2 separate regions of the Mus musculus genome follow, and region 2 is linked to region 1. Evidence: chromatin loops called from intact Hi-C (ENCODE). Cell type or tissue: left cerebral cortex. All regions are shown on one strand. Each heading gives the region's core, and the rest is flanking DNA. Links, peaks and the distances in the headings are about the cores only.

Region 1 (12,379 bases), core at 2,793-10,792:
AGCAGTTAGAAAATAAAGAGCATTATCCCAAAAATTAGTGCATGTTTCCCACCCCCTACAAATTACATCGACTAAAAATAAGCAATTACTTCTACTCAAAATAAAGCAAAACTTTAGCTTTTACTAAATATCACAATTAGAATTGATATTTTGGGTTACATATGTTTACAAAGAGACATATATCCCTGTTATAAGTAAAATATAAACATGCATATGGACATATATAGTAGGGGTATGCTTCATTCTACCATCAAATCAAGTCAATAAAAACAATAATGTATCTATGAAGCTTTCTCTACAATATCATCTTAATAATAAAAATTTCACCCCCTCACTTTTTCAATCAATAAAATATAAGACTGACATATGCCACACATGTTTTTTCAGTTTTTCTGATAAACAGGAGAATCTGGTACATTGATATAAAGTAACGTCCATCTGAAGCACGTAAAAAAAGAAGAGAGGCACCCAATACACACTGTGGGATCAAGTAAGATTCTAAAGATTATCTACCTAATCTACATGTCCATATTCATTCATTCATATTCATTCTCTCTCTCTCTCTCTTTCTCTCTCTCTCCTTCTCTCACACACACGCACAAGCACACACACACATGCACACACAAACAACATAATATGGCATGACTATGTGTAAGGCCTACAGTTTGAGGATCCTTTTAATACACAGAAATGGCAGAGTGTGAAACAACCCAGCACTATGTGGCACAGATGTTTCACGCGAACAAGAAAGCCTCTTGGCAAAGGCTGTGAGCTCACAGGGATGCCCTACCTGGTGGAGAAAGCCACTTTTGGGAGTGCTCTGTTAGATCACACACTTATGTGCATTAGAGTGGCAAATGTGAATTTATACTAACCTCAATTTGCATTAACTTCATATTCTGAAGACCAGGCAATATTCTTTTTAACCTATTCTATACAACACTCAAGCTTGGTAATTAATTAAGCGTTGGTATTGTAGTACTGTAAATATAAATAACCACAAGCATGTGCCATGTTTCCAAAAATAAAGACCATTTCTTAATGAAGAAATAAGCCAGCCATTGTGTCTCTGCTACCAACACACAGGAGGCAGAGACAGGAGGATCTCTTTGAGTTCAAGGCCAGTCTGACATACAAAGTGAGTTCCAGGGAAGCCAGGGCTATATCAAGAGATCTGGCCTCAAAAAAAAAAACAAAAAAAAAACAAAAAAAAAAACAAACACTACACAAACATAAAGATAAGACAGAGCAAATATCTTAGAACTAGGAGCCTAATAGAACCCTGAATACATTTACAAAAGCTCACTTAAGTCACACATATATAAAATTGTGTGTATACACACATACTTATTACATGGTTATGTTTATATCACATATAACTTATTTTAATTTTAAAATCCTTTTTAAGTTCATAATCAAAGCAAAATCCTGAAGTCTGCAGATAATGACTACTACTGGTATGAACAGGAAAGCTGTAAAAACCACACAGATTGTCAAAGACACAACAGCAGGAAGTTGTTCATTTCTCTTGAGCCAAGTTGGGGATCAAACATGGCATCATCCATGCTAAACACATGCTATACCACTGAACTATGCCCACAAGAAGAGTTCTTAACAGTTTATCTGAACAAGATATTTGAGACTGTAATCTAAAACAACATGGAAGACTGTATTTAAAAAATAAGTATACCAAAATAAATAAATAAATAAATAAATAAATAAATAAATAAATAAATCACTAAGTCTGAACTTCAAGATGATTTCACTTGATGCAAATTATTTGTCAGTAATTCAAAGACCTAAGATAAGACACCGAAATTATTATCAGTGGTCCTGTAATAGTTAAACAGTTAAATCATGGGGAAAAAACCTACTTGAGCTTCTAGTAATATAATTCAAGTCATCTCTTTTTACTAATCAATTGATTTTATTCTCAGGTATCTTCAAATGGATTATTACTGAACAATCTTTAGCTACGAAGCACACTGCTTCCTTTGGCTAATAATGAAGCTTTCACTGATGTGTGCACCACAATAAAAAAAAGACCTTTTTCAGAACTGCACACATGTAAGCAGCACATGCAATGCCTTGGCAAGTTTCTAAATATATTTCTTCCCTTCTAACAGGGCTAAAAAGATCTAATTTGTTGCCAGGGTTTCTTGGCTCAAATCCAAGGCAAGATGACCTTGTCCTTGAACAATACAATAGGATCTCGATTCCTCTGGGCCTCTCTCTCTGAGCAAGCACGGAGAAAAATCTTCCCAAGAGATAAGTCTTTTTCATCTCAAGAAATAGATCTGTCATAATAGACAAAATAGGGATCAGATAAGAGGAGGAGGAATTTTAACCTCTGAGAATGAGTGCTAACTTACTGTCTATAGTTAGTGCTAGAGCTGTGTTTCACTGTTAAGGACAATGTATCAAACAAACGATGTTAAAGAGACACACTAAGCGATGCAAACAGACAGGGTCAAACTGCCACTGTGAGGAGCTGGTGGCTTTTTTTTTTTTTTTTTTTTTGTTTTTTTTTTTTTGTTTTTTCGAGACAGGGTTTCTCTGTGTAGCTCTGGCTGTCCTGGAACTCACTCTGTAGACCAGGCTGGCCTCGAACTCAGAAATCCACCTGCCTCTGCCTCCCAAGTGCTGGGATTAAAGGCGTGTGCCACCACGCCCGGCTGGCTTTTTTAATCAATTAAGTTTTCTTAAACATGGTCTAGTTAACATACATTATACTCATGCTAGGCCTTTGGATTATATTCTTCCAGCTCTCAGCTACAAACACATGGACCCAGCACCCCTCTCTCAACATAGGCCATGCCAACAGTGGTGAGTCTGCTGTCCTTGGACCCTTCTGTATCCTCACTCTGTGCAGTCCCTTGCTTTGAGTCCTACATGTTATTCTGCCAGCCTTGAAAAGCCCTCCTTACTCTGTATTCTTAACAGCTGACAAACAGTTTTAAATTCCAGCCATACTCATAACACATGGTATACAAGGGGGAAGAACTCGTTCAAGGTGGGATTTCCCATGTCTCCACAAAGGCCAAGCCCATTTCCAAGCACCAATTACAAGAACTATCAAGATTAAACATTACCTATTGTGTGCTCCTGAATTCTTACTGCTGAGACAGAGTGGCAACAAAATTGGAGATGGAACAAGTCAGGCCAAGCGAAGTACAGTGAGTGCAAGCTGAGAAACTAGAAAGGAAAAGGAGCCAACTGTGTAAAATCAGACCAGCTTGTCTGAAATTTAAAAAGCAGAGAGGAAAATCATCCATACTGGGGCCGGGGGAACCTTTTTAAAGGGTTTTAGGAATTTAGACAATACAAGCTAAGTGATCGTTTATCTTTTTGGCCAAGGGACATAAAAATGTCAATGTAATCCAAACACTTGGGAGGCTAAGGACAGAGGATGTCCACATCACCGCCAACAAAGGAAGAAGAAGAGGAAGAGGAAGAGGAAGAGGAAGAAGAAGAAGAAGAGAAGTCTAACTAAGAGATGCAGTTCAGGTGGTAAAGTGCTGGCTTTGCATGCATAAAGTCCCAGGGTCCCTCTCCAGGAGGTACATGCCTACAAGTCCAGCACACAGGAGGATCAGAAGTTCAAAGTTATCTTCTGCCTGCCTGAGATATAGGAGACTCTGATTCAAAGTAAGAGGGGAAAGGGAAAGAAGAAGGGAAGAGAAAGGAAGCGGGGGCAGGCGGGGGGGGGGGGGGCTGGGGAAGTGCTTAAATTTATCTAAGTCACAGCTAGCATAGATGGAGGGGGGTTGGCCAAGTGGTAAAGCTGAGTCTGTGGCAAATGCAGGACTCGATCCACCACTAACAAGAGGTAGGGACAGCAAAGGCTTTATGCTTTCACTGGAGCCAAGTGACTGTGGTAAGCAATCAGAAGTGATGGAGTGGCTAAGGACACTAAGATATGAAGTTTATGTCTAAAGAGTTAGGCAGCAAGCTAGGAGATGTGGCTCCCACCTCCTGCCTCGCTACTCAGGAACCTGAGACAGAAGGATCACTTAGTGTTAGTTGAGCCACACAGGAAAGTCCATGACACCTCTAAAACAAAAAGAAATATTTAACTCTCTGTTTTCCACCTATGGCTCAAACCAATGGTGGATCAATAGTATGAAAGAAAGAGCTGAGGGCTGGGGCTAGGGACAAGGACACAGAAGGTGAGGAGGAAGAAACTGGGCTGAAGGACATCCTTTCCAGGCCATCCCGCTCCAGCTTCCAGATAATTCATTTAAAAATATGGACGAGGCAAGCTTGAGTGTGCCAAGTTACATACATGCAGTTGTAACAAGTACATCTCAGCATGGTATCACTGCTGTTACAGTAACGGTGATCGTAATGTCATGCATGCCAAGAATAAAAGGCCAGTGCTTTTTTAACTTTTGTGGTTCATTCATTAACACTGCTTGCAAGTTTAATGCAAGATACCCCAGCCTGGGCCACAACAATGGTCAGTGCACATTACCAAGTACTGTGTGCCCTCTCCTTCTATCTTCAGTTTCCTCACTTCTAAAGACAAGCCTGCCTTTTCCTTTAGAGCTTTGCTGTAGGAATTCAGTAAGATACTGTAAAAGGTGGTACATGATCGGCAACAAATGCTCAGTACTGACAGCTGCCTCAGCCATTCCTTTCACACAGAGCAGGCATTCCCTTCTGTACCCCACCTTGTCCTAGCGTTTAATCCCAACTTGGAGTATGATTTAAAGGAAGGGCAAAACACAGCACAAATCAATATCTTCTATACACTTTTTTAAAAAACGAAAACAAGTTATCAGTTTGATGGTAGCGATGGTTCATTATGTTAAAGAGGCCAATCTGAAGGATTTACAAAGTTTCAGAGTTGTCTCAAATTATAGAATTTTTTTAAGCTGATGTATTGAATAAAGCAGACATTTTATTCGGTTGGTTTTGAGACAGGGCTCACTATATAGTGCACTTGAACTTGCCAGCCTCCTGGCTCAGCCTTCCAACTCTAGCCCACCCAAACACTTTCCCAATTTCCAGAAGCTGTGAAAGTTTCCCCAAACAACACAGTGTTGCAATTTTTACAACTAGTATCCACCATGGTTGGTTGGTTGATTGGTTGGTTTTGGAAATGCAGTTTTATAACACATCTCTGAAATGGGAACTATTTTCAAGATCTCACAAGGAATCTGTATTTATAAAATGGCAACATTCCTCCAACAGCCAACTAAAAAGCACTACATGAAAGCAAAGCAGCCCTGGGCCGATGGATTTCTGTAACTATCTTCTTGTTATCAATGGGCCCCACAGAGACGGGCTAGGGATGAGGAAATACACAAAATTCAAGTGGTTTAAAAGCTCAAAAGGTTAAATAAGATTTCGCTAAGCCCAAAAGCCAATTCACTGAGAATGTTAAGAATGTTCACTATACATCGACTTTGGGCCAAGCAACGGAGATGTCCACCGAGTGAGGCAGGAAATAAAGAATAAAACCTGTATGATGTGGAAGACCCTTACAAAGCACGGTAACTGAGTCCCTCAAACAAGGTTTTCACTGTCTCGGTACCATCCTTCCTTCTACAGTCCCGTGGGGGGTGGGGCCAGACTGTACAGAGAAGCAAAACCTAAAATATTTTTGAATTTGGTAGAAGTGACTCAACTGAAGTCAGCTGTGACATTTTTATGATACAGCATTATAGGAGGGAAAAAAAAAAGGCTTATCCACTGCAGTTATCACCATGGGCTGACCCACCACTGCCTGAGGACCTGAGCTGTTTTCCCCCTTCCGACGGCCAAGTGACACATGTCAGTCAGAATGAACTGGACGACGGCCAGCAGCCAGACCGCAGAATCCCAAGCTGCCCATGCCCTGCACTCTGAGCTCTGGGTGCAAATCCTAACACTTCATTTGTCTGGTGAGAATGTGAAGTAGTTATTAGGAAACAAACTCAAGTCTGGCACAAAGCACTGCCTCCTGGTCGATGGGCAGCGCTTAGTGCTCTCCATTCCAACAGCTCTAGCATCTCACAAAATCCACGTGTCGCTTCCCTGACCCATCAATGGTTTTAATAATTCTCATTGTTAAACGTGTATTAGGAATTTAAATGCTACCCCTTCCCACTTGGGGAACGGTTACATGAGAAAGGTGCACGGTGAGCCTCTGAGCCTCTGAGCTAAATCTCTGCAGCCGCCTCGCTCGAGTGCAGATTAAGAGGCACTCTACTCTTTCCTTGGAAGCTCTAACTAACTCCATGGAGCTGGGCGCCAAAGACCTGCACTAAAATCAGACTCCAGTGCGAGTTCTGCTTGACAACCTTTCTTTTGGAAAATGAGGCATATGGTGGCTCTTTTCTAGATTAGGTCTGAAGAGATTTCATCAAGGAAACACACCTAGAACCCGACCAGGATAGGGCTGGACAAGGCACGGAACTGGAATTTGCCAGGGAGGCTCATTCACCTCCTCAGGGTCACTGCATCTAAGGAACTTCCCTGCACCCAACGGAAGAGCTCATCACTTACTGATGACAAAACCGAAACCAAATACTCTAATCCATGGCATCCTACTTACTCATTTCCAAGGCTTTAGTGGTTTATAAGTATTTTTAAAGTTCAACACTACTGCATCAATTCTTACAATAAATTAAAACTAACTCCTATATCATAATGTACAGGTCTAGGATATGTAAGGAGACAGTTCTAAAATGCTTATACACCCACCTAAATCTGAGCACATTATAAGGAGAATAACATATATGTGTGTATGTACATACACATACATATACATATATGTGTTCACATACATACATATGCACACATATATATGTCAATATCATGAACTGGCAAAACGGCAAAAAACTTGTAACATGGTGACACAAAAGTCGCACTACAGGAGTGCACATATTCCCGGAACAGGAGGCTCTGACCTGGAGTTAGACACAGAAATATGTTTCTCACAAATAGCAGTTGTTGCCTGTGGGATTTCAGCAAGACAATCGCACAGCTGACTCATGGGACCAATTACAAAGGAGCAGTAATCTTTCCTGTGGCACTAAAACAATACAGTGTGCTTTCACCACCAATTAACAAATGTTAAGGAGTCAGAAGTGTACCACCGATGGTTTCATTGCCAAATCAATAGCCAGAGCCCCCACCCTCCCACCCACCTCCACGTGCATTCCTTGCCAGATTCCCATGGGCCAGAACCTCTTATAATGATTCACTAAATTCAACCAAAACTGGTTTCTCAAACTGCTTGGGCATTTACTGAAAACTATATTATTTTCTAATGACAAAAAAAAATAATAATTAGCTGTCTAGTATTTCTCAATGTTAGTGGTCCTGTTTAAATGAACTGTTGGTCTTGCTTAAGATTTTCAGAAATCACAGAAAATCGGAAGAATGAGTGAGCTGTAGCTCACCCTCCCTCCCTCCTTCCCTCCCTCCTCTGAGCAGAGGATCTCTCTCTACCCTCTAAAACACTGCTTCCCCTGGAGAAGAGCAACGCTCCATGGAAAAGAACTCCCTGCCTGCTCCCCACATCGCCTGCCCCCCAGCCAGGCAGCCCACGATGCCGGCAGCGCCTGGATACTTACAGACTGCTTCTCCTGCTGGCCCAGAACTCCATGGTTAGCAGGCGCGGCCAGTGGTTTCATAATGAAGAAACATATGCTGAACTGAATTTACACATCATGTACCAACCTCTCACGACGGCAAGTCACCCTCTACAGCATGAAATTAAAAGAAAAAGAGGGGAGGAAAAAAAAAAAGAGGGAGGAGGGAAAACCAGGCTGCAGCTTAAAGTGTCACTACTGGTGAGCCTAAAAACCCTTCACACTTGTAGACAGAAAAGGAATCTGAACGACAGGGCTCGGCTCCATTTTTATCACACTGAAACTCTAACCCTCGGAGGCTCTGACAAGGCTGAGGGAACCTCACCCAGCCTTCAGGCTTCTGATAGAACGAGATCATTTCTGAGGCTGAAGAACAAGAGGCAAAAGAAAAGGGGGGAAAAAAAAGCTAAAATGGCTGACTGCACACAGACTCCCCTCCAAAAGGCTTAATACAGAATTATATTAGCCAGGGTGGTGAAAAGCTAGTCTCTAGCATTCAGCCAAGCATTGTTAACACTCTTGTTTCATTTGCAATCACACATACAGACCCCTCCAACCAAGGAAAAAAAAGAGAGGAAGAGAAAAAAAAATCAGGGCAGAGCGTGTGAATCAGGACCTCCTCCCTAGCTGCTAATGATGCTGACAGTGGTGACCAGTGATCTCTGTCCCACTCCACTAACCAAGTTTACACAATTAATCTCAGCAGTATGACACTGATGGACATTTAATTTAATGATGTCTGTCCCTCACACTCAACACAAGCATGCCTGCTAGCCGGAGTCACTGACAGAAACATGGAACATGCACACACACACACACACACACACACACACACACAATCTCAAGAATCATGAGTCTGAATGCAATACACCAATATAATTACATTATTGTGCTTACTTTGGAGGACCATGGCTGCAGGCAGTTGGCATAGCAACGCACAAGGAAAGCCATTTCCTGGGTAGAGAAAGCTTCCTTTTCTAAATAAAAAAAAATCCCTCTTAGGAAACAAACGGCATTGCTGCTTCCCGCAGAAAGCAAGACACTGTAGTCTGTCTCTTAACCTGCAAGCCTCACACTCGCTGAGGTTCTAGTGATGTAAGTGGGTTTCTCTCTCTCCCTCCCTCTCCCCATATACGCTGAAATATTCAGCTCAAACGGTACACACGTTCCTTAAGGCTCGCCCCCTCCTCTACTTAACCATTTCACTCATTAAGGTAGCGATGGACAATTCAGATAAAGTAACAAGCTCTTGCCTGTATTATATCAGCGGCTGTAGGTTAAGCAAGTCTCAGAGGGATGGAATCCATTGATTGCTGACTCCAAATAATATCACTGAAGACAGGGTGGGAAAACGGAGCAAGGACTTACTTGAACAGCTTTGAACTAAAATATGAATTTTTTTTTAACCAAGGTGGGGAGAAAGGAATCAATGTGACCTCTGCCCCACCCTCAAGTATTATTGTGCCATAGTAAATAAGACTGTCTTAAAATTTATAAAATGCAGGCTTAGCAAGCTTTGTTAAATTTAGAAGATGAAATCACACACACACACACACACACACACATATACACACACACACACACACACACACACACACGCACGCACGCACAGATGCACATATGGTCGTGTCAATAATATTATAATAAACCACCTGGGTTGTTTTTTTTTTTAAACAAACCAAACTTCTAGAGGTGGAACTGAAATTAATGAAGAAATGTTATTCTCCCACGGTCTTAATTTCACCTACGCACACAGGTTACCTGGGAGGAGGCTGCATTACAGCTGACGAGGAATAAAGACACTTCCATCAGCTCTCACAAGCAGCTACACTTTTGAATGGAAGAGAGGACAGAAAGCAGTTATGGAAAACATGTCATCTCTTACAGTGGCCTTTGGCACTGTCAGGGATTCCTACTGGGTCTCTTGTCTATCTGAAGACCGTATCCATCCTCTTCTCTCTTCCCCTCCGTAACAAAAGGCAATTATTCTTTCCAATCATGATGGGAGATTCTTCTCCCTGCCTCCCACCCACTTCTTACACTTCTTACATTACTCATTACCTAATCGCCACAGATTTGAACATACTGCTCCCAACCAAAGATCTGCCCTGTCAACTTTTAAACGTCCGTGCCTCTCCTACCTCAAAGGCAAAATTAAACTAGATTCCTCCTTAGACACAATTTCCTATGTCTACAGACATTCTCTTCCCACACTTCACAACCAAATCTTGCAAGAATTCCTCATTTTCGACTTTCCCTGTTTTTCCATCCTGTATGTTATGCAGATAAAAAGCCGCTTGGATCTGGTACAGGGTTATACATGTTTGAAGCATGTTCAACACCCGTTCCTCCTGATATCCATTACACTGTTTCTAGTTTTCCTTCATCTAAGTTTCTCTTCATCTCTGCTGCTATCATCCCCTTCCAGGAATTATTATTTGGCCTTTAACCCTGCCCCCCAAAAAAGCCAACAGTCTGGATTCATTGTGTACACTACACATCCAACACACTTGCCATATTCATTTCTAAGCTCTTTGAAATCAAAGCCTCATCATTTCACACCTATCTTCCATCTTCTATGTTCCTCAAACAGACTAAAATGTGCCATTTTACCAAACCAAAGGACAGGGGAAAAAAAAAAAAAACTCTATCATCCTGACTTCCAAGATTTACACACTCTGAGCTGGTGAGGCAGCTCAGTACAATTCTTGCTGCCAAGTCTGACAGCCTGAGTCTGACCCAGACCCACATAAGTCGGAGAGAACAACTCACACACAGTAGGTCCTCACACCTCCATCTGTGAGCTATGGCACAAGCATGGAAATACACAGGTAAGTACTTTATGCAAAGATGTACATGCTCATACCACGCTCACGCTCACCCTAGACCTCTTGAGTTTCTCTTGCTCCCTGGATAGGCATGGAGGCCTTAGTAGATTATCTCCTCTGCCTAAACTCTCCTTTTGCTTCTCACTCCACTTCAATATACGAATCGGCCCAATGTCCTCCCAGGGTTATGACAACCTAGTCCATCTTAATACAGCTGTGACTTTACAGTTTGTCCTGGCACTATTTAAGCAGCTCCACTGCTTCTCCATACACACTCTAAGTCCACGCTGGCTGCTCCCATGTCTGTATGACTGTACTCAAGCCCTGTGCACAGCATGCTCGCCCACAAGTGCGCTGAATGGATGCATCAAAGTTTTATTGAGTGGGAATAGACACTGGCAAGACCGTATTTTATTCTTCAGACAGCATTCTGCCGAAATTTCAAACAGTGTTCTGAAACAGATATAATTCAAAAGCCAATGGCACGAAAAACAAGTAATTCAACCAAAATCAACACATAAATGCACAAATTGAGTGGTATCTACCACATCCAACAGGACATGAAGGCAGAGGCCTTCAAAGGGAGTGCACACTACAGCAGAGTCAATCTAGAAGACAGTGGGCTAAGTGGAATAAGCCAGTTATGAACAAACAAATGCTGTAAGCCACTAAATTCTGGGTTTCTAAGCTAGTCAGGTTTCAGAGACAGCCAGGCTAGGTGTTTGCTAGGATTGTTCATGGGTGTGTGTGTGTGGGGGGGGGTGATTAGTTATTGATTAGTCTGAGTTTGGAAGATGAAAAGGTTCTGAAGGTAATAACAATGAAGTGTATACGTAACGGTAAACTTAATTGTCACATACATTTATCACAATACAGAAGTGACTGACTCAAGGCCTAAACCATCAAACTCCACATCTGTCTCCTAGCCCATGTCCCTTTACATCTATATGCCAACAATCCTTCAAACTTCAGTAGCCTCATATCGGTGGTGTCTTGCCCTATAACAGCAAGGTTTGCCACTTACTGCTGCCTTTCTCTGGAAATAGGTGTCACTTCTCTCAAGAAGGAAACTAACCTAATCGGGAAACCTGAGAGATGAAGTAAGAAAATCACACATCCTCGGGCACGGAAGCTTCTCTGTACTGGCGTGACAGCTTCAGGGTCTGGCTTCATGCCTACAACACTCATACCTCAAGACTCAGTACTGACAACTTGGAAGTTTATCAGCCACACTTTCTTACACGTTGACACAATTATGTCAGGTACGAATTGTGAAATAAAGTGAACCAAAGATTAGAAGAATCCTATAGTACAGGTTTATATGAGCACAGATAAACTATGTGGCCTAGAAGTGAGAAGCCCTGACCTGTGTTCTATTTACCTCATCTCTTAGCCATCTACACTTAGTAACATTCAACAGAGAAAAACAAAACAAAACAAACCCCTTCTGCTGTGTGAGGAAGTGAAAACTTTTAAATTCTAGTTACAATGTTAAAAAAGTAGAATACCTTGTTCAGGAACCTCCCTAATGTAAAGGAACCCCAGCTAAATGGAATTCTGTTGAATTCCTTCATGCCTTTTCCTTCTAACATATTTACTATATCTATTCCTCTGACATTGAGGAAAATAGTATGTTCTTTTTTTTTTTCGGTAAATAATGCAAGTTTACTTAGTTAAATTTGTAAAAGTTAGAAATACACACCAAAATTTAAATAAAAATTAAATTCACAAGATAATTGCTTCTCTATTCACCATCTCTCAAATTACCCATTAAGCTCATTTCATTGATAAGACACATTATGTTTTTTTTTAATTAGGTATTTTCCTCATTTACATTTCCAATGCTATCCCAAAAGTCCCCCATACCCTCCCCCCCACTTCCCTACCCACCCACTCCCACTTTTTGGCCCTGGCATTCCCCTGTACTGGGGCATATAAAGTTTGCAAGTCCAATGGGCCTCTCTTTCC
Region 2 (12,379 bases), core at 1,958-9,957, 130 kb before region 1:
GAAGCTTGAAGCAATCCCACTAAAATCAGGGACTAGACAAGGCTGTCCACTCTCTCCATACCTATTCAACTTGAAGTCCTAGCCAGAGCAATTCGACAACAAAAGGAGATCAAGGGGATACAAATTGGAAAAGAGGAAGTCAAAATATCACTTTTTGCAGATGATATGATAGTATATATCAGTGAGCCTAAAAATTCCACCAGAGAACTCCTAAAACTGATAAACAGCTTCTGTGAAGTAGCTGGATATAAAATTAACTCAAACAAGTCAATGGCCTTTCTCTACACAAAGAATAAACAGGCTGAGAAAGAAATTAGGGAAACAACACCCTTCTCAATAGTCACAAATAATATAAAATATCTTGATGTGACTCTAACTAAGGAAGTGAAAGATCTGTATGATAAAAACTTCAAGTCTCTGAAGAAAGAAATTAAAGAAGATCTCAGAAGATGGAAAGATCTCCCATGCTCATGGTTGGCAGGATCAACATTGTAAAAATGGCTATCTTGCCAAAAGCAATCTACAGATTCAATGCAATCCCCATCAAAATTCCAACTCAATTCTTCAACGAATTAGAAAGAGCAATCTGCAAATTTATCTGGAATAACAAAAAACCTAGGATAGCAAAAACTCTTCTTAAGGATAAAAGAACCTCTGGTGGAATCACCATGCCTGACCTAAAGCTTTACTACAGAGCAATTGTGATAAAAACTGCATGGTACTGGTATAGTGACAGACAAGTAGAACAATGGAATAGAATTGAAAAACCAGAAATGAACCCACACACCTATGGCCACTTGATCTTCGACAAGGGAGCTAAAACCATCCAGTGGAAGAAAGACAGCATTTTCAACAAATGGTGCTGGCACAACTGGTGGTTATCATGTAGAAGAATGCAAATCGATCCATTCCTATCTCCTTGTAATAAGGTCAAATCTAAGTGGATCAAGGAACTTCGCATAAAACCAGAGACACTGAAACTTATAGAGGAGAAAGTGGGGGAAAGCCTTGAAGATATGGGCATAGGGGTAAAATTCCTGAATAGAACAGCAGTGGCTTGTGCTGTAAGATCGAGAATCGACAAATGGGACCTCATGAAACTGCAAAGCTTCTGCAAGGCAAAAGATACTGTCAATAAGACAAAAAGGCTACCAACAGATTGGGAAAGGATCTTTACCTATCCCAAATGAGATAGGGGACTAATATCCAATATATATAAAGAACTGAAGAGGGTGGACTCCAGAAAATCAAATAATCCCATTAAAAAATGGGGCTCAGAATTGAACAAAGAATTCTCACCCGAGGAATACTGAATGGCAGAGAAGCACCTGAAAAAATGTTCAACATCCTTAATTATCAGGGAAATGCAAATCAAAACAACCCTGAGATTCCACCTCACACCAGTCAGAATGGCTAAGATCAAAAATTCAGGTGACAGCAGATGCTGGCGTGGATGTGGAGAAGGAGGAACACTCCTCCACTGTTGGTGGGATTGCAAGCTTGTACAACCACTCTGGAAATCAGTCTGGTGGTTCCTTAGAAAATTGGACATAGTACTAACGGAGGATCCAGCAATACCTCTTCTGGGCATATATCCAGAAGATGTCCCAACCGGTATGAAGGACACATGCTCCACTATGTTCATAGCAGCCTTATTTATAATAGCCAGAAGCTGGAAAGAACCCAGATGCCCCTCAACAGAGGAATGGATACAGAAAATGTGGTACATTTACACAATGGAGTACTACTCAGCTATTAAAAAGAATGAATTTATGAAATTCCTAGGCAAATGGATGGACCTGGAGGGCATCATCCTGAGTGAGGTAACATATTCACAAAGGAACTCACACAATATGTACTCACTGATAAGTGGATATTAGCCCCAAACCTAGGATACCCAAGATATAAGATACAATTTGCTAAACACATGAAACTCAAGAAGAATGAAGACTGAAGTGTGGACACTATGCCCCTTCTTAGAATTGGGAACAAAACACCCTTGGAAGGAGTTACAGAGACAAAGTTTGGAGCTGCGACAAAAGGATGGACCATGTAGAGACTGCCAAATCCAGGGATCCACCCCATAATCAGCTTCCAAACGCTGACACCATTGCATACACTAGCAAGATTTTATCGAAAGGACCCAGATAAAGCTGTCTCTTGTGAGACTATGCCGGGGCCTAGCAAACACAGAAGTGGATGCTCACAGTCAGCTATTGGATGGATCACAGGGCCCCCAATGGAGGAGCTAGAGAAAGTACCCAAGGAGCTAAAGGGATCTGCAACCATATAGGTGGAACAACATTATGAACTAACCAGTACCCCAGAGCTCTTGACTCTAGCTGCATATGTATCAAAAGATGGCCTAGTCAGCCATCACTGGAAAGAGAGGCCCATTGGACTTGCAAACTTTATATGCCCCAGTACAGGGGAACGCCAGGGCCAAAAAAAATGGGAATGAGTGGGTAGGGAAGTGGGGGGGAGGGTATGGGGGACTTTTGGTATAGCATTGGAAATGTAATTGAGGAAAATATGTAATAAAAAATATTAATTAAAAAAAAAAAGAAAATGTGGTACATTTACACAATGGAGTACTACTCAGCTATTAAAAAGAATAAATTTATGAAATTCCTAGGCAAATGGATGGACCTGGAGGGCATCATCCTGAGCGAGGTAACCCAATCACAAAGGAACGCACACAATATGTACTCACTGATAAGTGGATATTAGCCCCAAACCTAGGATTCCCAAGATATAAGGTACAATTTGCTAAACACATGAAACTCTAGAAGAATGAAGACCAAAGTGTGGACACTGTGCCCCTTCTTAGAATTGGGAACAAAACACCTATGGAAGGAGTTACAGAGACAAAGTTTGGAGCTGCGACAAAAGGATGGACCATCTAAAGACTGCCTTATCTAGGGATCCACCCCATAATCAGCTTCCAAACGCTGACACCACTGCATACACTAGCAAGATTTTGCTGTAAGGACCCAGATATAGCTGTCTCTTGTGAGACTAGGCAGGGGCCTAGCAAACACATAAGTGGATGCTCACAGTCAGCTATTGGATGGATCACAGGGCCCCCAATGGAGGAGCTAGAGAAAGTAGCCAAGGAGCTAAAGAGATCTGCAACCCTGTAGGTGCAACAACATTATGAACTAACCAGTACCCCGGAGCTCTTGACTCTAGCTGCATATGTATCAAAAGATGGCCTAGTCAGCCATCACTGGAAAGAGAGGCCCATTGGACACACAAACTTTATATGCCCCAGTACAGGGGAATGCCAGGGCCAAAAAAAATGAGAATGGGTGGGTAGGGAAGGGGGGAGGGAGGGTATGGGGGACTTTTGGGATAGCATTGGAAATGTAATTGAGGAAAATATGTAATAAAATAAATAAATAAAAGAACACTTGCCGCTCTTGCAGAGGACCCAGATTTGGAAGACAGCACACACATAATGGCTCACAACCAACCATAACTCCAGTTCCAGAGGATCCAACTCTTCCCACCTCTGAGGGCACCAGGAAGGAAAAACATAAGCTACATACGAATAAATGCAGGCAAAACACTCGAACACACAAAATAAAATCAATCTATATAAGAAAAAGATTTTAAACAAAAATTAGACTTTGTTTTTTAAACAAAGACCATACATTTCTAAGAAGTGGATCTGGGGTCTGTATTTCACCCAATACAGTGGCAATGAAGGGATTTAAAGTCTTTTTTTTTTTTTTCTATTATGAGAATAGTAAGTCTGTCTATTTGCCATCTGGTCCAAGGGGGATACTATGAGTGTCTGTGTATTTAATAAATCAATAATGCCTTAACCTAGCACTGGTACATTCAGAGATCTTGCCATCCCTTCAAGCTAACCCAGATATCTCACCCCAACCCATTTAATTTTTAAAATCACAGTTTCACAGTGTAACTCCAGTTGACCTGGCTTTTACTTCATAGTCCCTAGGCTGGCCTCTCAAAGTCTTGACAGGCCCTGTGCCTCTGCTTCCAAGGGCTGGGGTTAGAGGTATCCCACCAGCTCTAAGCCCACATCTTAGCTTTTCAATAGAGCAGGAGAAAGACCACGTTCATCCCTTCGAGGTTTAGAAAGATGACATATCTGTGTACACAGTGCTCAGCACTCATCTGCTGTGCTCACAGGGACCAGATGGCTGCCTACTCTCTAGCACTCCCATCCTGAGGAGGACAGCATGTGAAGCTGGCGACATTTGATGAGTTCTTCAGAACTCCCCAAAGTTAAGGCCCTTCGTTCACTTTCCTTCTTTAAAAGAAAAGAAAGAAAGAAAGAAAAAACCACACACACTCTATATATGGCTCCTAAGATGAACAATTATATAATTGGGGAACCTTAGAGGCAAAGAACACTCACCACATTTTCCAGGGGTGTCTTAAGATATTTCCAGAGAGCTATCCGTACCAACAAATGGCATTTTAGGCCTCCTACACACACCAGAGACACGAAGCCTCATTCCCTTCAGGATTAGAGCCTACATTTTCTCATCTTGAGAAAAATATTCCACATCCAAGAGCAAAGTGAGGTGAGCAGAAAGAAGCCAGGGCCTCCGTGCTGCCCTCATTGGTACCCTTGGCAGCAGGCTAGTTCCTCTCTTGAAGTATGAAATTATTTTTTTTAAGGTGAGCCAAACTCTCACTGCTCAAGTCAGAACCCCCAGGTTCTTACAGACCATTGCATCATCTTCAGATCGATGTCAAGTCTAAAGGCAACACATGACTTTAATAACTCAGCCATAAAAAGATCTGCAGTCCACAACCTGCTGAGCCTGCTCCACCTCTGTGGAGTATCTGGGGGAAGGTCATGCGGGTATCCTCAGTGTCTCCCTGTCATCCCTCCCCAACAGTTTGAAGTTTTGATCTTCTGTCAATGTGAAAGCTTACCTGGATGATAAGTAAAAATTTTAAATAGTCTCTCTCTTTTGTTTCGCTTTAAAAAGACTATTTGTAGAGTAAGTCATAAAGGACTCCCACGCGGTGACTGGGGAGCCACACACTTCTGTCCAATATGTAGCTAAGTTTCTACTAGGAAGTCCGTGTGTGTGTGTGTGTGTGTGTGTGTGTGTGTGTGTGTGTGTGTGTGTGTGTGTGTGTGTGTGGTGTTTCATTTTGTCCTTTCCATTTTACCTAGAAAATCCAGGTCTCATAGCAAATAGATATTCCCCTTCACCCCACCGTTAACTGCAAATTTTACACGGCACTGTGGAGTTGAACCGCAGTGAAAACAGATGGAAGATAAGAGTCCCTCAAACTACTCAGTATCTCCTTAGTTAATTCCACGTTCAGACTGCACATCCATCACCTACATGTCCTCAAGAGAAAGTGTGTGTGGTTTCATCCCTTTGTCACGCAGAAACCATTTTCAGCTCCTGCTCCGTCCCAGACACATACCACCAACAGGGGGCGTCTCTCGAGCATCTTTTCCCACAAGTGCAGGCAGGCAAGCATTTTATACCCTTGTACAGTAAAAGTAGTAGTATTATTATTTATCTTGTAGCTATTTCATCCGGATTGAAGTATCCCCCTTGTGGATGGGAGGAGCGAATGCGAGAGGAAGACTCACAAAGGCCCCAAGGAAGTTTCAAGAACTCATGAAGTTGTGAGTCCTCTCTCTGCGGGTGTATGAGCAATAAGCAATGGCTGAGCAAGAGGGAACTCTTCGGTAGAACTGCCTTCGAGCTGCTCAGGGAGCGCTAGGGATGCTGCCTTCCTGAGCTGTCATTCACACTGCGGTAGGCTTTTTGGTGATGTAGCTGCCTTTGTGCCACCCATGCTTCGGTAAGTAACACCCGTAAACTCATTGATTCACGATGACAGACTTAGTTGGATCATCTCTTTAGCCTGTCCTCAGGGCCTACCTGTGGAATATTTGCTTTTTCATGTCTCCCCAAGGAAACTCATATTATGTAATTGGCACATGAACAGGAACTGAAAGCCAAAGATGAGTCGGTGAAGAGCAGTTACATTGATCTTGCAAAGGCTGATAAGATACACTGCTGAGCTGATGTAACCGTGGGAAGCATTCAAGTGGAAGGGGGACAATTGCCATATGGCCACCTTTCCCAGTGCATTATGGGGTGCTATGTCTCCTGGCTGTAATCGGGGTTGTATACCCCCCAGCCCCTGCTGTGGGCGATAAGACATAAAAACAAGGCTGAGATGTCTATGAGTGAAGCATTCTTGCAGGAATCTCAGCATGACCATCTTCCTCTGCATAATACTCTTCCTTAATGACTGGAGTCCACAGGAACACACTCAAAGCACGGGTAGACTGGGAATACATACCAGTTCCTACTGAAAGCAGAATAGAGAGAAGAAAAGCAGATCACAAGCAGGCAGATAGCAGTGGTTCTTGGTCTTTGAGGCTTATCTGTCTGCAGTAAGAACTTGTGTGTGTAAGGAAGGTTGAGTTACAATGAGGAGACATGTATATGCAATCCTCCACATGAGCCTCTGGTTTGGTCGGTTTGTTTGTTTGCAGGAAAAATGGAAGAAAAAAAAAGACACAGTGTCTCTGTGTTAGCATTTTTTTATGGCTGGGAGAATGCAAAGAAAAATAGTACAAATTAGGTCTGTGCTAATTGGCCCTTCTTGGGATCCAAAAAACTGAAACCTGTAAAGGTTATACTTGTCAACTTGATAGGATGTAGAATCTCCTTGGAAACTAGCCTGTTTCTAAGGGATGTTTTTGTTTGGTGGATTTGTTGTTGTTGTTGTTGTCATTGTCGTTGTTGTTGTTGTTGTTGTTGGGGGTTTTTGTTTTTGTTTTTCCAGATTGGGTTAATTAAGATGGGCAGACGTACTGTATATCATTGTATGGGATGAGACTCTAGACTATACAAAAGGGAGTAAGCAAGCTGAGTCCCAGAATTCATCATTCTCTACTTCCTGACTGTGGATTTAATGTGACCAATCCCCTTGCCTTCCTGTTGTACTCTGGCTGTACTGCCTTTCTCCTGTAATTCCTGCTGCACTGCCTTCCTACTGTACTTCCTGCTGCACTGCCTTCCTGCTTTACTTCCTGCTGCAATGCCTTCCTCCTGTACTTCCTGCTTCACTGCCTTTCTCCTGTAATTCCTGCTGCACTGCCTTCCTCCTGTACTTCCTGCTGCACTGCCTTCCTCCTGTACTTCCTGCTTCACTGCCTTTCTCCTGTACTTCCTGCTTCAATGCCTTCCTCCTGTACTTCCTGCTGCACTGCCTTCCTACTATACTTCCTGCTGCACTGCCTTCCTGCTTTACTTCCTGCTGCACTGACTACTGTACTTCCTGCTGCACTGTCTTCCTACTGTACTTCCTGCTGCACTGCCTTCCTGCTTTACTTCCTGCTGCATTGACTACTGTATTTCCTGCTGTATTGCCTTCCTCCTGTACTTCCTGCTGCTCTACCTTCCTACTGTACTTCCTGCTGTACCGCCTTCCGGCTGTACCATCCTACTGCTGTACCACCTTTCTGTCATGATCGACTCCAATGTTCCAAATAGCCTAAGTGAAATAGTACCTTCTCCCTTACATTTCTTTTGTCAGGTATTTTTATCACAATGATTAGGAAAGCATTGAATATAGAACCCAAGCAAATTTAATGGAAGGGAAAAAGAGACCCACAGATTTACAGTGCAGATAGAGACCTGAATAACAGCCCAGCACAGTGGGGAATGGTGGAGAAAAATGCACTCCTAGAAGCCAGAATGTTACTGAATTAAAAATCCTAATGTCAGGTGTGGGTTACCACTTGACATATTTTTGGAGAAGCAGTCAACTTCTATGTCCATTGCTGTGGTTGCATGCCAGAACTAGATGGTAAATCATTATTGCTGAGAATATCACAATTCCTGGCTTCTGGACATGGAGAAATCAGGATAAAAATGAACTTCTCCCTGCTGGTTGTCTTTTGTTATGCCAGAGGTTTATGCAGGATGCTAAAGGATAATCATTGCCAACTCTTCTGCTAGGTTATAAACTCTTTGCCACACATTACCAACACACTAAACAAAATACAGTAACTGACAAAAGAGTGGACAGCTATTATGGGTGCAAAAACTGCTTTCTGATTCAGGCCTACTCCACAGGCAGAAACTCATGTTTGCTACTATAAGCAAGAGCCTGTAGTTGGGGAGGTCACAGGGTTCAGTGGAGATGTCACTGCTATTGTCTGGTTCAATGAATATGATGTACTTGGCAAACTGTCTTTTAAAGGGCATTTTTGTTTATGCCCATTGATTTTATGTTGCTATGAGCTTCAATCATTGGGGGAAACCTTTTGGACAGTGGACTATGACTACTGAAGCTCACCGGAAACTTTCAAGTATTACAAGAAACTTAGAGGACTCACGAAGCCCCTCCGCCAGCATATATAAGTTTAAACAATTATTGAAAGAGGAAACTATTCAATGACTCTGCCATCAAGTTATGCAGGAACTCTAGTGATGAAGACATGATTGCTAAGGTGTGCTTTTTGGAGATTCATCTACCTCTGATTCGCCACATTCCTGTAAGTAGCTCCTGTGAACTAATTGATTCACCAAGCTAAACTTGCCCTGGAACCAAGGTAGTCTCTTGTCAGTGCCTGATTTGGGGCAAGTAGATGTTTGTGCTCCTCTCTCAAGGACAAGACATGCAGCATCATTCCTATTTCATCTTTAAAGATTTGGAGTTAGATATCAAGTATACGCAACAATAGGCCATTATCATACAGCATTGGAATGATATGTCCTGAACTCAAATGTATGATTAATTACAGTAAGACCTGTGGTTTTTCCACAATACGGAGTGTCAGATCCAAAATTTGAAACAAGAACAAATGAGTATACCATCATCTGCAAAGTACTATGAGGTCTCCCTCAGCAGTCACAACCTAGGTGTGACAATCTTTCACACACTTCCTTGGTGATGGGCATGAAAATGATGAAGAACTCACTCTGCGCCAACTGACTAAACTGTGCTTTAGAATAATTGTCAGGAAGTTTAATATAGTCAGCTTAGTAAATTATAACAGAGTTAAGATCTTGACACAAGAAACAGAGAACTGTATAAGCATGCATTTAGCTTGGTTTTGGTTCTTGTTTATTTGTTTTTTAGATACGTCCCCACTATGTAGCTTTGGGTGGCCTTAAACTTTTGCTATTCCTGTCTGTGTGTGTGAACCACCCCACACAACTTTGAAACAGCTCTTTACAAACCTGATGCAAAGAGTCCATGATGACATTTAACTATTTTATTTATTTTAAGTTAGCTAGCCATAAAAACTACCACTTTAAGTAAAAGTGATTGACTCCTTGGGAGCTTTCAGAACATCATTACCTAGTGCCAAGAGATACCAAGTTGCCAGGATCTCAAAGCTACCCTCAAGGGATCACTATAGCTTTATCCAAGAAAAATGGAAAGACCAGGGCTTCCTCCTTGGCAGTCGTGTACTATTAGAACACAAACATTTAAAATATGTATGTGTATATACATGTATACACATGTCATGAAAATTGCTAAATGCTAAAAAGGAAAGCATTGAGGATAAGATTTAGAGACATAATACCAGAAAAATTTTGTATAGAGTATTTAGGAAGTCTCTCTGAAGAAGGGCCTTCTTTCAAGCAAAGGCAAGGAATATGTGTTTGAAACAGTACTAGAAAGGTTTAGAGGAAGGGTATTCAAGACTGAAGGAAGAACAAGCACAAAGATGCTGGGTAGAAATGCCTAAAAAACCAGAAGGCTAAACAGTGAAATTAATAATAATAATAATAATAATAATAATAATAACTGACCAAGCCAGCTCAGTCAGTCAATGGATTTTTTTCCAGGGAGGGAGGGAGGATTGAAGAGAAACAGACAATTAGACAGGACAATTAAGCACTATAACAGGACCCCAGCCAGTTCTGAAGCTAAAGGTGAGTTTAATTTTTTCTAGTCTGTTTTTATATTATTCTGGGTACATACAAAGAATATGGTCAGTCCTTAAAGCATAAAAAGAAAAAGTAGCCAAGGAACAAACAGGACAAAAATCAAAGTAATCAAACAGGGCAATAAACCAAGTCCCATGGTCACTATGTCTAAGGGTTTATCAGGCTGATCCAGATGCAAAGAGTGCAATACATTCTTCCACTGTACTTGCCTTGAGCCTACTTCACTGTCTCAGTCCAATATCAAATCCATGCCAAATTCCTAGAAGCAGCCCCAAAAGCTTTCTATTAATAATAAAAGTAGTAATAGTAATAACAATAATAGTAATAGTGAAAGAGGAAGGCTAGTGCTGGCTACAAAGTAAGTGAAGTGCAGGTTGGAGAATTGGAAAATGCAGCTAACGTTCTTAGGGACCACTCCAGATCCTGAATAAGAACATGAAAACTTACTATATTTATTATAAGCTTTGGACACTACAGCTGGGCAGATTCTCAGCTATTCTAACCCAACAATACTGGTCTAGCATACATCCTGCTAATGGCCCATTATCTGTCCATGACTGAATTACTTGAGTGCACATGTAAATACTAAGCAGTGCCGTGTACATTGGCTAGCCATAGTTTATTAAACCTGGGAATGGAATTCCTGTTAGCAACCAAGGAGCCATAGAGAATGGGCAGTCAGATGGAGTTTGAGTTCCAAGGTGTCTCCTAAGTTGAGTAAATGAACCTGGGTATTTTGTTGTTGTTATTGTTGGGTTTGGGGTTTTATTTCGTCTTGTTTTGGTTTTGTTTATGTATTTGCCTAGATGTGGTCTTTAAAGCCCTGGAGCTACGTGAGCTTATGTAGGAGAAACTTGTGTAGTGTGGGAAGTCTGCAGCCCATGAGTCCTCTAACATTTAGAGGTGACAAACAGGGGAAGAGTTGTCCCAAAGAGGCTGAGAGAGAGTCACCCCAGAGAGGAAAAGCAAACTGGGGAAACAGAGCCCAGGAAAACCAAGCATTGGTGTCTAAAGTAAAAGCAAGCAGGCAGATCAGACGTTGATAAAAGCTCAAAGGAGAAGCAGACATTAGAAGGAGATGTGTCAATATCTCTGAGGGTGCTGGCAGCAGCTGTGCGCCACTGAGTTTGGATCGAAGCCTTTGGAGAGAGGCTGTGCCTGCGACCTCTGTGAACACTGATGTGCAAGCCTTCAAGGGCATCCTGCAACACTCTGATTCCTGTTGGCCTAGGTTTCAGAACACCCACCCACCGCCCTTAGTCTCGTGTCCTCATGTCAATGAGCCCTTGAGCCCATCTTGGGTCTGTGACGCAGTCTCTCATGTGAGGAGTGCCACACAGCATAGCACAATCTCTCAGTGGTCGCAGAGGGTGTAGACTGAGGGGGTTTATTTTGGTGGTATCCTACAGGGACAAGGATAAGCAGTTCTAATTAGAGCCTCCTTTGGGAACTATGTTAGCTCATTATAGTGAGTGAAAAGGGAAGGGGGAGCAGCTTGTGAGAGGCCTGAGAAGGTTGTTGTGCTGGCTTGAGTCTCCCTGAGAGTGGAAATTGGACTAAGAAGAGGGGTGTGTATACTGTCCACAGCCATAGCTCGGCCTTGCTGTGAGCTGTAAAGAGTAAATAAATATAGAGGAAAACCAGCCTGTTACTTGGAACAAACCAGGATTTCATGCAGAACGGTGATAACGGTGTCAATCCTTAGCGAACCAATCCAAAGAGAGGAGACAAATGCAAAAGAGTGAAGAATCAGAAAACGTGGCTAGGAAAGACAGGAGGATGGGATATCGCTAAGAGGGTGAAGTAAGACAGGAAGGGGTCATGTGTAGGACCTAAAAATACTGGTGACATACACCTCTAGATCCAAGGACTTTATCTCTATGGCTTACAGGCCAGACCTCTGTCTCCAGTGTTGTCTCTGTGTGCTGAATCATGGAGGGTATGAACAGCTCATCGCACGAGTGCTTGGACTAAATCTGCTTCCCAGAATGCTCTGCCTGAGGAGCAGGGCTGGCTGGTACCTCTTCATGGCCTATCCTGAGTGATCACTCGCCTGCCTCAGAAATGCTCTCAGAGGGTGAACAGTAGCAACGTCAATGCATCCAAATGCAGATCTTTACTCCAGCCTGTTTGTCAAGCGGCTAGGGAGTAGAAATTTGCAGCCAGTGTCCATCAGGAGCCCTTGTGGGGTGCGCGATCGCCACGGTTGGGGAAAAGGAGGCTAGTGGTCCATATGAACCACCCCAGGAAGGTTCTGCCCGCACCGAAGTCTACAGGGTGAACTTGACTGTGATTTGGAAGGGCTGTTTAGCTCTCGACAGCATCTCTGCAGGAAATATTATCTCCATCTGCAAAGACTGAAAAAAGCCTGGGAGAGGCTGCACTAGTCAGTCTAATTTTAGAACTGCATTCTACACAGTTCAGAGGGAAAAATTGACACTTGCTAAATT

Evidence for each region. Hi-C counts contacts between places; a loop is a spot of excess contacts. Peaks named below come from ENCODE experiments on the same cell type or tissue, not always from the same donor. Only the 100,000 strongest peaks of a DNase experiment are listed, where the experiment ranks them.
Region 2: it touches region 1 in a loop (5-fold over the local background); 2 of 42 quality-filtered maps call a loop at or near these places.

The regions. Positions count from the first base shown.
Region 1 is chr3:79,137,291-79,149,669 of GRCm38, forward strand. It overlaps Rapgef2 (Rap guanine nucleotide exchange factor (GEF) 2), which reads right to left and starts at 8,456. Exons shown (of 24, transcript NM_001310536.2): 1 at 7,566-8,456. The coding sequence starts at 7,625. In left cerebral cortex, for the core only: no CTCF peak of the experiment used is centred there; DNase peaks (open chromatin) are centred at 3,142, 5,573, 6,140, 6,954 and 4 more places; H3K4me3 peaks cover 3,921 bases; H3K27ac peaks cover 5,511 bases.
Region 2 is chr3:79,011,585-79,023,963 of GRCm38, forward strand. No RefSeq gene overlaps it. Among named protein-coding and RNA genes, the nearest start is that of Gm23440, 38 kb to the left of the region's middle. In left cerebral cortex, for the core only: a CTCF peak has its summit at 5,472 (motif pointing right); DNase peaks (open chromatin) are centred at 4,227, 4,413, 4,955 and 6,010; H3K27ac peaks cover 2,852 bases.